2 separate regions of the Homo sapiens genome follow, and region 2 is linked to region 1. A link is a contact called in ENCODE Hi-C or POLR2A ChIA-PET data. All regions are on one chromosome and are shown on one strand. The core of a region is the stretch at or near the end of the contact, and the rest is flanking DNA. Distances in the headings are between cores, read along the strand shown. Region 1 holds the start of MRPL17 (mitochondrial ribosomal protein L17). Region 2 holds the start of ZNF215 (zinc finger protein 215).

The links. Hi-C counts contacts between places; a loop is a spot of excess contacts on that map. ChIA-PET counts read pairs that join two places held with the same protein, here RNA polymerase II (POLR2A). Pooled maps may share reads with other maps.
Region 2: a loop to region 1 is called in a map of OCI-LY7, with 5 times the contacts of the local background. The contact joins the promoter of ZNF215 here to the promoter of MRPL17 in region 1. A Hi-C loop is called at or near these places in 1 of 168 maps with a recorded cell type or tissue (OCI-LY7), 4 of 37 single-sample maps with no recorded cell type and 3 of 50 pooled maps. POLR2A ChIA-PET finds 5 or more read pairs at or near these places in 1 of 52 experiments (activated T-cell).

The regions. Positions count from the first base shown.
Region 1 is chr11:6,682,090-6,687,776 of GRCh38, reverse strand. MRPL17 (mitochondrial ribosomal protein L17) reads left to right here and starts at 4,437. Exons shown (of 3, transcript NM_022061.4): 1 at 4,437-4,654; 2 at 4,962-5,030; 3 at 5,375-5,687. The coding sequence starts at 4,481. The coding sequence ends at 5,659. It also overlaps the pseudogene RPL21P94. RefSeq lists enhancers at 4,277-4,716, 4,133-4,895.
Region 2 is chr11:6,922,270-6,927,948 of GRCh38, reverse strand. ZNF215 (zinc finger protein 215) reads right to left here and starts at 1,523. Exons shown (of 7, transcript NM_013250.4): 1 at 1,264-1,523; 2 at 142-287. LOC107984019 (a long non-coding RNA gene) reads left to right here. Exons shown (of 4, transcript XR_001748112.3): 2 at 787-2,132; 3 at 3,374-3,451.

The DNA of each region.
Region 1 (5,687 bases), core at 3,188-5,687:
GTAAAAGCAAAATATACATAACAAAACAGACACTAGTCATCTCATTCACCACCCAGTATTGACCTGGCAAGGCTCAAACTTTCTCCCATTGGTCCCCATTGTCTTTGATCCACTCCAGGTGGGGAGGAATGACCTCCAACCAGTAATTTGATGGGTGGTCTCTGGGCAAGACGAAGAGCAGATAGTCGTCCTGAGCCAGGCCTGTTGAGCTTTCTTTGGGACTCACCGAATGTGACCAGACAAATAAGGAGGGTTCTCTGAGTTAGGCCTGCTGGACTTTCATCAGCAAGTCCTTCTGAGGTCCCCTCCACATATATAAACACATACAAAGACAAGACAGACAGAAGGGCTTCCAAATCAGATCCCTAACCAAGAACTCCAAGAGTATCCCTTCCAAACTATCCTCCTGTTCTCTGTCTGAGAAATCTCCCCAAAATCTTCCTGATTGAGAAGTCTCCCAAACCAAGACTCTTCCTACTAATTAGAGAGAGCCAACCGAGAATCTCAAATGAACCAAACTGAGAAAGATGCCCCTCAGTGGGGCTACAGACCGACACCCCACCATGGGGCAACAGAAAAACCAAGACCCCCTCCCCAAAGGAATCAAACCAATCGGGAAAAGGAAGGAGGCGTTGGCCGTGCCTAGGATATTCACCAATCCAGACACACTGTAATGAGGCTACAGCTACAGACACTCCATGACTGGGCTACAGACAGACACCTTGTGATAGGGCTACAGTTATAGGACATCTCCTCAAGACTATTTCTCTATTGCAATTAAATCCATGCACACTGGGTCACCAGTGCCCCTTCAGCAGAGACAATACCAGAGTCAGCCCCCAGTCCAAAATAACTAGGCAGCTGCTTGAGCTGGCATCTGAATCCATCACCAGAGGGGGACTACCAAACCATGGGCAGGTAGCCACATGGGCAATCCTGGACAAGCCCCCAGATTTGTAACCACCCAATGAGTTCACCTTGCCCACTGCCTAGACAGAGCCGATTTAACAAGACAGGGAAATTGCGATAGAGAAAGAGTAACTCACACAGAGCCAGCTGTGCAGGAGACCAGAGTTTTATTTATATTTATAGATATAAATTCATAAGAGTTTAATTAGCTCTCAGGCTCACTTCAGGTACATTTCATGACTCCAACTCCTGTTGTACAAAATATCCCTGCTTTTAAACAGTAGATTTAAAACAAACAACCTTGGTTTTCTGGGACTTTTCTTTTATGAGTATTTTTTTATTAATGTAAAGTTTCAAAGAAGGCTAATCAAACACAAAAATATCTGCAAAGAGCCACAATAAGCCTTGAACAACATACAGTCAGTAAAACATCAAGGTTTAAATTGTTGCTTTAACTTCCTTTTGGCTGGAAGCTCCATATTCTGGTAATTCACCAAAATGGCCAACACAAGGAAAACAGGAGAGGCACCCAGTGTATGTTTTCTAGGCCTTTTAGAAAACATGGAGTTGGCCACATGCATGGGAGTCTATAAAAAAGGTGATACTGTAGACATCAAGGGAATGGGTATGGTTCAAAAAGGAATGCCTCACAAGTGTTACCATGGCAAAAACTGGAAGAGTCTATAATGTTACTCAGCATGCTGTTAGCATTGCTGTAGGGAAAAAAAAAAAAAAAAGTTAAGGGCTAGATTCTTGCCAAAAGAATTAATGTGCATATGGAGCACATTAAACACTCTAAGGGAAAAGGTAGTCTCCTGAAATGCATGAAAGAAAATGATCAGAAAAAGAAGAGAGCCAAAGAGAAAGGTACCTGGATTCAGCTGACAGGCCAGCCTGCTGCACCAAGAGAAGCACACTTGGTGAGAACCAATGGAGAGGAGCCAGAGCTACTGGAACCTATTCCCTATGAATTCATGACATAATAGGTGCAAATAATACCACTAATAAAAGACCCTTGGACTGTAAAAAAAAATTGTTCCGTTAATATCAGCCCACAGAAATTGCAGAGAAAGCCAGTAGTAATGCTGCAAAAACAAAATGTAAGGAAATTGACATATAAAAAAGAATCAAATTTTGAAGACTACCAGAAGAGACAAGAGATGACGGTCTTGTATTGCCAGAAAAAGTCAAAAGGACAGTGTTTGATGCTACAATTGTTTTTACCAAGTGTAAGCATTTTCTAAGACAATGGATCAATGTTTCATTTCACCTAATTTTTGCTGAAGAAGAACCTCTTCACAAGTTTTTACCAATAGAAATTTATGATAAATTTTCTGGTGGGCCGGGCACAGTGGCTCACACCTGTAATCCCAGCACTTTGGGAGGCTGAGGCGGGCAGATCACCTGAGGTCAGGAGTTCGAGACCAGCCCGGCCAACATGGTGAAACCCCGTCTCTACTAAAAATACAAAAAAAATTAGCCAGGCATGGTGGTGGGCGCCTGTAATCCCAGTTACTTGTGAGGCTGAGGCATGAGAATCGCTTGAACCCAGGAGGTGGAGGTTGCAGTGAGCCGAGACCGCACCATTGCACTCCAGCCTGGGCAACAAGAAAGAAACTCCGTCTCAAAAAAATATATATATATCCTGGTGAAAACATCTTAGTGAAATTTTTCAACTGCAAAGACAATTGAAAACTACAAGAATTGCTCCCAAAGAAACAAAACATGAATGGTAATTGTAATTTCTGTAATTTATTGTAAATTTCTTTAATTGTGAAGTGTGATTTGTATAAATCTGTCAATGTATTTATATGTTCATGACTTTTCCTATTTGCATATTTGTTCCTTCATATTAAAGAAACTTTTCAAAATTAAAATTAGCAAAGAAGTGTTCTTTGGTCACCTATAAGCTGACAAAGTGACAAATCTATACGTCTACTGAATATGTACATGTAAAGAGGAGTGAATTCATTTCCTAAGACTGCTGTAACAAACTATCACAAACTGTGGAACTTAAAACAACAGAAATTTATTGTTTTGTGGCTCTGGAGGCTAGAAGTAAGAAAGCGATGTGTTAGCAGCAGGGTCATGCTCTCTGACAGATCTGAAAAAGAATGCGTTTTATACCTTTCCCTTGGCTTCAGGTGTGCTCCAGCAATCCTTGGTGTTCATTCATTGATTTGCAACTGCTTGACTCCATAATCTCTGCTTTCAAGGTCACATGGCTTTCTGCCTGTATGTCTCTGTCTTTACCTGGTCAGCATCACCCTGTGTCCATCTCTCTCTCTTCATGCGCATTTTTTTTTTTTTTTTTTTTGAGATAGAGCCTCACTCTGTCGCCCAGTCTAGAGTGCAGTGCCCGATCTCAGCTCACTGCAACCTCCACCTCCCGGGTTCAAGCTATTCTCCTGCCTCAGCCTCCCGAGTAGCTAGAATTACAGGCATGAGCCACCACGCCCGGCTAATTTTTGTGTTTTTAGTAGAGACGGGGTTTCGCCATGTTGGCCAGGCTGGTCTCGAATTCCTGACCTCAGGTGATCCGCCCGCCTCGGCCTCCCAAAGTGCTGGAATTACAGGAGTGAGCCACCGTGCCCGGCCTGCATATATGTATGTACGTATATATGTGTCTATCTATCTAGCTAGCTAGACACTAGGCATTTTGGATTAGGCGCCCACCTATGCCTGCATGACTTCATCTTAACAAATGACATCTGCAATGACCCTATTTCCACATAAGGTCACATTCTGAGTTACTGCAGGTTAGGACTTAACATAGCTTTTTGGGGACGGGAAGAATCATGGGGAAGACACAATTCAACCCATAACAAGGAATAATTTTGACAGTCATTGCCAATTTGCAGATGTTAAGGCTCAAAAACAAACTATAATATTATTGTTCATTAACACATAAATGTGTAGGTATGTTTTTTCCCCTTAAAAAGACACACTGGTGTAATTAAAAACAATCTACTACTTTTCCCTTTAGTGCTGTAATTTTTTTAACTGGAGTGATTACTTCAATAAAAGAAAAATTTCACTATCTGCGTTTCTTTTCCGGGCATCGTTATTATCCATCTCACCATTACTACTGAAAATCACTGTGTTAAAAACAATGCGTACAGGTGTCAACCAGGCCAGCTGGCCACTGCTGGACCCGGTAGGGCCGTCAGCCCGCAGGACCCCGAACCCTCCGGGTGCCTTTCTCTTCAGACGCTCTCTTTCCCAGGAGTCTCCGCGGCGGAGCGCCCCATCGCCCTAAATGCCACTGGCTGACGCAGCCCCAAAAAAAACCCGATGGCCCGCTTATCCCACACTAGGGGGCGCCTGGTTCTTCGGCCGCCACAGAGCGCTCTGGATGCCTGAAGCCCGCCCAGCTCGCCGCCTCTGGAAAAGCTCAACACCGTTTCTCCGCCCTTCCCGAGATTGCCAACGAGGCAGGCTCTGATGCGCATGCGCAAACACGTTCACCACGCTCCGAGCTAAGGCGCATGCGTTCCCTGAAATTGCCGCCACCGGCTCTACCTTCCAGTTTCCAGTTCCGGCCTCCAAGGGGCGGGCAGAAGTTGGAAACATGCGGCTGTCGGTCGCTGCAGCGATCTCCCATGGCCGCGTATTTCGCCGTATGGGCCTCGGTCCCGAGTCCCGCATCCATCTGTTGCGGAACTTGCTCACAGGGCTGGTGCGGCACGAACGCATCGAGGCACCATGGGCGCGTGTGGACGAAATGAGGGGCTACGCGGAGAAGGTGAGGAGCGCGGCCCTCTTGTCCACTCTGCGGGTCTGGTCTGAGGGGGCGGAGCCGGCTGCAAGTGGAAAGGGACCGGGACCAACCTGGTAAACCATTCCCCAAGTCTGAGTCCCCCAGAACCTTGGGCTGAACCCGCCCCTCCATCGCCTCTAATGGAAGACTGGTTAGGGCTGCGGAGTTAGGGGTGGCGTAGATTGGAGATGCTTGGCTAGTGGAAAGAATGGATTGCCTTCCGGCATTAGAGAAATTAGATTGGCACCTTGTTTTCTTGCTCGGTTGGATCCGTGATGTTATGTCCTCACAGCTCATCGACTATGGGAAGCTGGGAGACACTAACGAACGAGCCATGCGCATGGCTGACTTCTGGCTCACAGTGAGTGCGACCTATCTGCCTTCAAAATCCCACCCTTTGCTCCCTGGGGGTGGGGGTTGGAAAAAGGAGAACTATGCAGAATTAAACTTGGGTACTCACTTATGGGCCAGTGCTGCTAACTAAATTAGAAACTGTGTCTTAAGTTAGTTGAAGTCGATGTGAATATACCTCTGCACAACTGCCTATAAACGACCCCTTTGTGTAACACTGACTATGCCAGATTGGCGAGGGGAGGGGGAGGTCTTTCTATGTGTGGATGGACCTTACCTTTGGGAATGGTGTAAAGTTAAATGCCTCTGCAGTTTTGCCTGACTCTGCTGTCTCTTGGATAATTCTCCCTCTAGGAGAAGGATTTGATCCCAAAGCTGTTTCAAGTACTGGCCCCTCGGTACAAAGATCAAACTGGGGGCTACACAAGAATGCTGCAGATCCCAAATCGGAGTTTGGATCGGGCCAAGATGGCAGTGATCGAGTATAAAGGGAATTGCCTCCCACCCCTGCCTCTGCCTCGCAGAGACAGCCACCTTACACTCCTAAACCAGCTGCTGCAGGGTTTGCGGCAGGACCTCAGGCAAAGCCAGGAAGCAAGCAACCACAGCTCCCACACAGCTCAAACACCAGGGATTTAACTGGATCTGAAGAGTCTGCAGCCCTTAA
Region 2 (5,679 bases), core at 274-2,773, 240 kb before region 1:
TCCTGATAGGCAATGGAAAAGCCTTACATATAATTAAACAAGAATGAGATGCATTAAATATCCAACTCAGGAAATAAAAAAAAAGCAACAAATATACTGGGAGGTTTGTAGGTGAAAAACACAAATTAATGAATTACTCACTGTAAACAGTTACAGAGCTAGGACAGGGAGAGACGTTCAGGATGGCATGCTGCATTTAGGTAAGATTTCCGAGGTGGAATAGTTTTGATGATAGAGATCCAAGGTGTGACGTGACTGCAAGTAGCTTAAGTGGCAAATGATGAACACTGGAATATACAAAGCCAGGAAATATAACAGTTAAACTCTAAAGTACTGAATAGATGCCTCTGATATAAAGGTGGGATTCAGGATTAAGACACGGAGCCAGTACCACTGTGACGGAGGGACCTGAAGTTGTAGTGGATGGTTAGACTAATATAACCAGGTGGCACCAGTTCTACGGTTTTATGGCCGCAAGGAACTCGAACAGCTGCTAATTATGGAAAAAAGGTACTGTCTGTGAAGAGGGTTATTTCTAATCAAACAGGTTGTAGGTAGGACAGCTGCTTGAGGTAAGAACCACCTGGCGAGAGTAGCTTAGATAAAGAGGAACAGAAAACAGTTTGCAAATAAGTGACTGAATAGAAGTCATTTATGTTAAATGGAGAAAGAATTATTTTAAAATAAGTACGATACTTGGAGGTTTTAATCTTTTAGGGAGGTGGCCAGGAATGACTGGGAAAACAAGGCAATATGAATTAATTAAAACTCCATTGTCTTTCCCAGTTGATTGATCCAGTCACGCTTGGTTTTTCCATGAGGCATCAATACCAGCCATTCCCAAACCAGCTGATCATAACATACTAACCACTCTGCGCGTCTGGAGACTGCCCCTATTGCAGAGTGGAAGAGGCGACAGGAGTGTGGTTAAATCCTTGCTTTAGCGGAGCTGGATCCTGACCCCAGCCGTCCCGCCGCCCACCCCCTCGCCCTCTGTCGCTGCTCTCAACGCTTGTCTTACTTCCGCAGCCCACGTTTCCATCCCTCCCGTCAGCTCGCGCCCTCCTCCAGGTTTTCCGGCACAGACCTTGGAGGGCAGCGTGGAAACTGGGTAACTGCAAGCAAGCTGAGGTAAGCTGCACGTTCCGCATGGACGCCCTCAAGCGTGATTCCCAATTCCAAGACCCCGCGTCCCCACCGCCCGCTGACGAGAACGATACCCGTGAGCACCGCTCCTCTCCAGTGGCCCGTTCAGTCACTCACAAGCGCCAGTTCTCAGAGGAGCCGCGGAATCGCTGTCTTGGACAGTGAAGGGAGCTGGCGTTGGTAATCACGCTGCAACTAGGAATCCCTGACCTCGCCGAACCCTCAACTCACTGCCGGCTCCGAGTTTCATAAATTGCCGCGGAACAACCTCGACGCACTCTTGCGCACGCGCACCAGCTGTGGAAGGAACCCCCTAGGAGCCCCCGCGACCCGGATCGGTGAGGTAGACCAGGCCTTTGCCAGCCCCGTCCCTTTCTGCAGGCCCCGTCCCTTTCTGCAGGCCCCGCCCACGCCGCACACTTGGAACTCTGGCCCTGTGAATGGACTCACGGTGAGCTTCTAGTGGCTTAAAGAAATGAGCGTCATACTTCCGGCGCTGCCTCATCCCGTCCGGGGAAACTAGTCCAAATCGCCTTTCTGTTCCCCACACCCCATTTGTCTGGAATCAAAAAACAATGACAATTTCGACAAGACATTGTCTCTTACATGGTCTTTATTGGTTTATTGGTTCACAGATTCATTCATTCAGTTTTGTATGGAAGTGAGAGGGCTTGCAGTTCGTTGTTCAGTTTTGGCTTGTTAAGACTGAGGTACTTTGTGGCATCTGAGAAGCATTGTCAATTAGGCATTTGGATGTAGGCATTTGGGAATTTAGAGATGTCTGGGGCTAGACCTGTAAAATTTGGGTCAATCTGGGTAGATGGTGATTGATGCTATCCATTGGAATAGGACTGCAGAGAAAGGGACAGAGAGGAAGAGAGAAAATAGAAGGAAATGGGCTGGAATTGGCCCAGGGAACACCAACACCATTGGTTGAGTCAGGAAGGCGGACCTGCAAAAAAGAGAGAGGAGGATCAGCCTGAGAGGTAGGAGGAAATCTGGTGGGTGTGGAGACACAGAGGGAAGGGATGTGTGTGTCACAAAGGAGAGAATGCTTGGTGGCATTAAGTACATGATAATATGATTAGTGCTTGCCTAGAGGCATGTGGACAGTGCTGTAGGAGCAGAGTGAAAGAACTTAAACCAGAGAGAGCTTTATATCTAGGCCAGGAGTGGACTAAGGTAAAACAAGATGGCAACTTTGAACAGCTAGTGACACAAAAAAACAAGGACACACCATATAGTTTCTTTTATTTCTTTTTAAATAGACCTTATTTTTTAGAGCAGTTTTGGATTTACAGTTTTGGAAAAATTGAGAAGGTAATATACAGAGTTACCTTCTACTCCACAACTAGTTTTCCCTGTTATTACCCTCTTAAATTATTATGGTATATTTGTTACAACTAAGAAAATAAAAATAAAATATAAAAATAAAAAATAAAATAACATTGATACATTAAGTCCACAATACTTTATTCAGATTTCTTATTTTCTTTGCTTTTTTCTTTTCTTTTCTTTCTTTCTCTTTCTTTCTTTCCTTTCTTTCTTCTTTCTTTCTTTCTTTCTTTCTTTTTCTCTCTTGCTTGCTTGCTTCTTTTCTTTCTTTCTTCTTTTTTTGACTGGGTCTCACTCTGTCACCCAGGCTGCCAGGCTGGAGTACAGTGGTGTGACAGCTCACTGCAGCCTGGACCTCCCTGAGCTCAAGTGATTCTCCCATCTCAGCCTCCCAAGTAGCTGGAACTACAGGTGCTTGCCACCATGCCTGGCTAATTTTTTTTTAAATTTATTTTTTGTAGAGATGGATTTTTGCCATGTTGTCCAGGCTGGTAAGGACCAGACTTCTTTAGCTGGTTTATTTGTTTTGTTTTTATCTTTTTTCTTTCCTCTGATGCAGGATCCCAACTGGAATATCACATTACATTTAGTTGTCATGTCTCTTTAGGCTCTTCTGGACTGTGACGATTTCTCATACTTTCCTTGTGTTTCCTAACCTTGGCAGTGTTGAGGAGTACTGGTCAAGTATTTTGTATGATCTCCCTCTATTGGGAGTTTTCTGATATTTTTCCTATGATTAGACTGGAGATGAAGGTCACAGAGATAGAGTGCCATTTTTATTATATCATATCACAGGTACATACTATCAACATGACTTATCATTGTTGGTGTTCAATTTGATCGCCTGACTCAGGTTGTGTTTGTCAGAAGACATTTTTTTTCTTTCCAACAGTGGCAATGGATGCAGCAATATTCAGTTTCCAGAATCAGCAGCTCCGGCAGCAGTGTCCTGTGCTGATGGTGTTGGCAGGTAAATCATGCTTCTAGTGCTGAATGGAAGTCTTGTCCTCATAGAGCCAATTCTGTGGTACAATTTTGGTCTGTGGTTCTGGCTACATGACTCGAATACTATTTCAATATTTTTACGTTTAGCTTAAATCATGCTTAGTTTCTGTTGCTTGAAACTAAAAGCCCTGACTGATACGTCATCATTATGATGATTTCTAGGTGTATGTATTAAGTATGTTTTCATTAGAATTTTTTGTCTTTATTTTCCCCTTCCCTCCCTAGTATGTAGTGGTTTCATGCAGACAGCTTTGTGAAGAAGCCCCATTGGCATCTATTTTGGTGGAATGAGTGGGAACATAATTCTCAGTGTGTCAGTAATCCATTGCTGCATACAGACCATTTCAAACTTTAGTGCTTTAAAATAGCAATCATTTTGTTTTACTCAGGAGTGTGTTTGAAATTTGGTCAGATGGGATGGCAGTTATCATTAACACCAATATTTAAGATATGACCATGGGAATGAGTAGCTGTAATCATTGGAGAAGCGAGGATTAAGGAATCTCAGAATGCAAACTATTTGAATATTTCATTCTATGGGAAAATTAAAATAACCAACAACTATAACACAGGAGCAGTATCTTCAGGAGAGTGGCAGTGAGTCAGGGGCTAGAATCTGCAAGGAATGGGTGGGGGAGTAGCCTAAGCATCTAAAATAAAATAAAATGAATAAAACCCCCAGAATCCCACTTTCCTAACCATACCTCATTTCCTCCTTCTCCCTCATGGTAAAACATCTCCAAATGTCTGTTTACATTTTCTTATTTTTCCTCTATTCACTGAAATAGATCTCATCTAGATCATAACCAGCAGCCAAAGTTACCAAATTCAACTAAAAATTTCTTATCCTTCTCTATATCACCTCAACTAACACATATCATTTGAATGAAGGTTTTTAGTGATTATCATACCCCAGATTAAAGTTTGCCTATTGTGGTACAGTTCCAGTAAATTTTAAAAAGATAGTAAAAAATGTGTATTAATATACGTTATGTCTCAGTCATTACTCTGAGTATACCAAATACACTCAGAGTTGGAGAAGATAAAATGAAGTAAGAGATCAATAGCTGGTTTAAAAATGGACACATGTATACATGAATTAAAGAAGAAAGAAATAAGTACAGCTATTGGATAGTTCTTCACTGGAGGGGACTTCTACACAGTCAATCTGAGGTCTGTGGTTTCTGGACCCCAAGTGCGTGATGGCTGTAGAATAGTTACCATGGAAAACCACCTCTAAACATGTGACTTAGAATCTCCTCTAAACATGTGAATGTTAGAAGTTTTAAGTGAAAGAGCGAAGAGGCTACCAGCCAGTTTATTTGTATTATGGGTTTGTGAGGAACTGAAGTAGACTCTGGAATTGACTATTTTAGAGAAGTTGGGCCACAGTGTGACATGGTGTGCAGGCATTGAAGCCTATGAAGGGGTCACCCCAAATTCTAATTTCTCTTTTATTTTTTAAAGAAATACTCTTTAGGTAAATTGGGCTCATTCAAAAGAGGATGACCAAGATAATACAGGGTACCAAAGCATATTAGATAAAGAAATTGTAAAGAAACTAGTGGGCAGTTGGCAGAGACAATTGAATTTGGGCAAATACAGAAATTGACCTCAGTATGTTCTAGTATTGAAGAATAATGACAATTGCTCTAGGACTAAAACTAGAGAAACTAGATTGAAGATACAGGAAAACTGATTTTGACTTATCATGAGGAAGATCTCTATAATAGTAAAAACTACCTTTATATGAAAGAGAGTGGCCCGAGTAAGGAGCTGTGTCATTCCTGGTTAGGCAAATGCTGAACAATTATTTGATGAGATATTATGAAATAATTTAAGCCTCAGATATGTGGTTGGATTATTTTACTATTGAATTCCCTTTTTACTCTGATAGTCTATGCTTACACGAAATTTGAGGTGATTATATAAAATTTTGGGGGGTTTTCAGGAGAGATCATGAAGAACTAGGAAGTATTATTTCCTCTGGTACCTTTTCACAAGCTGAAGTGCTCTAGGATCTAATGAACCCAGTATTAAAGACTCTTACAGATATTTTAATTGTTTTAATCAGAGCCTATTCTAAGGTTTGTATGCTGAAGACATACAAACTTGAGATATCTTTGATGTTAGAATTATGCTTGCAATTTGTATTAGCTGTTATTTCAGAATAATCTGGTTGAAACCTCCTAG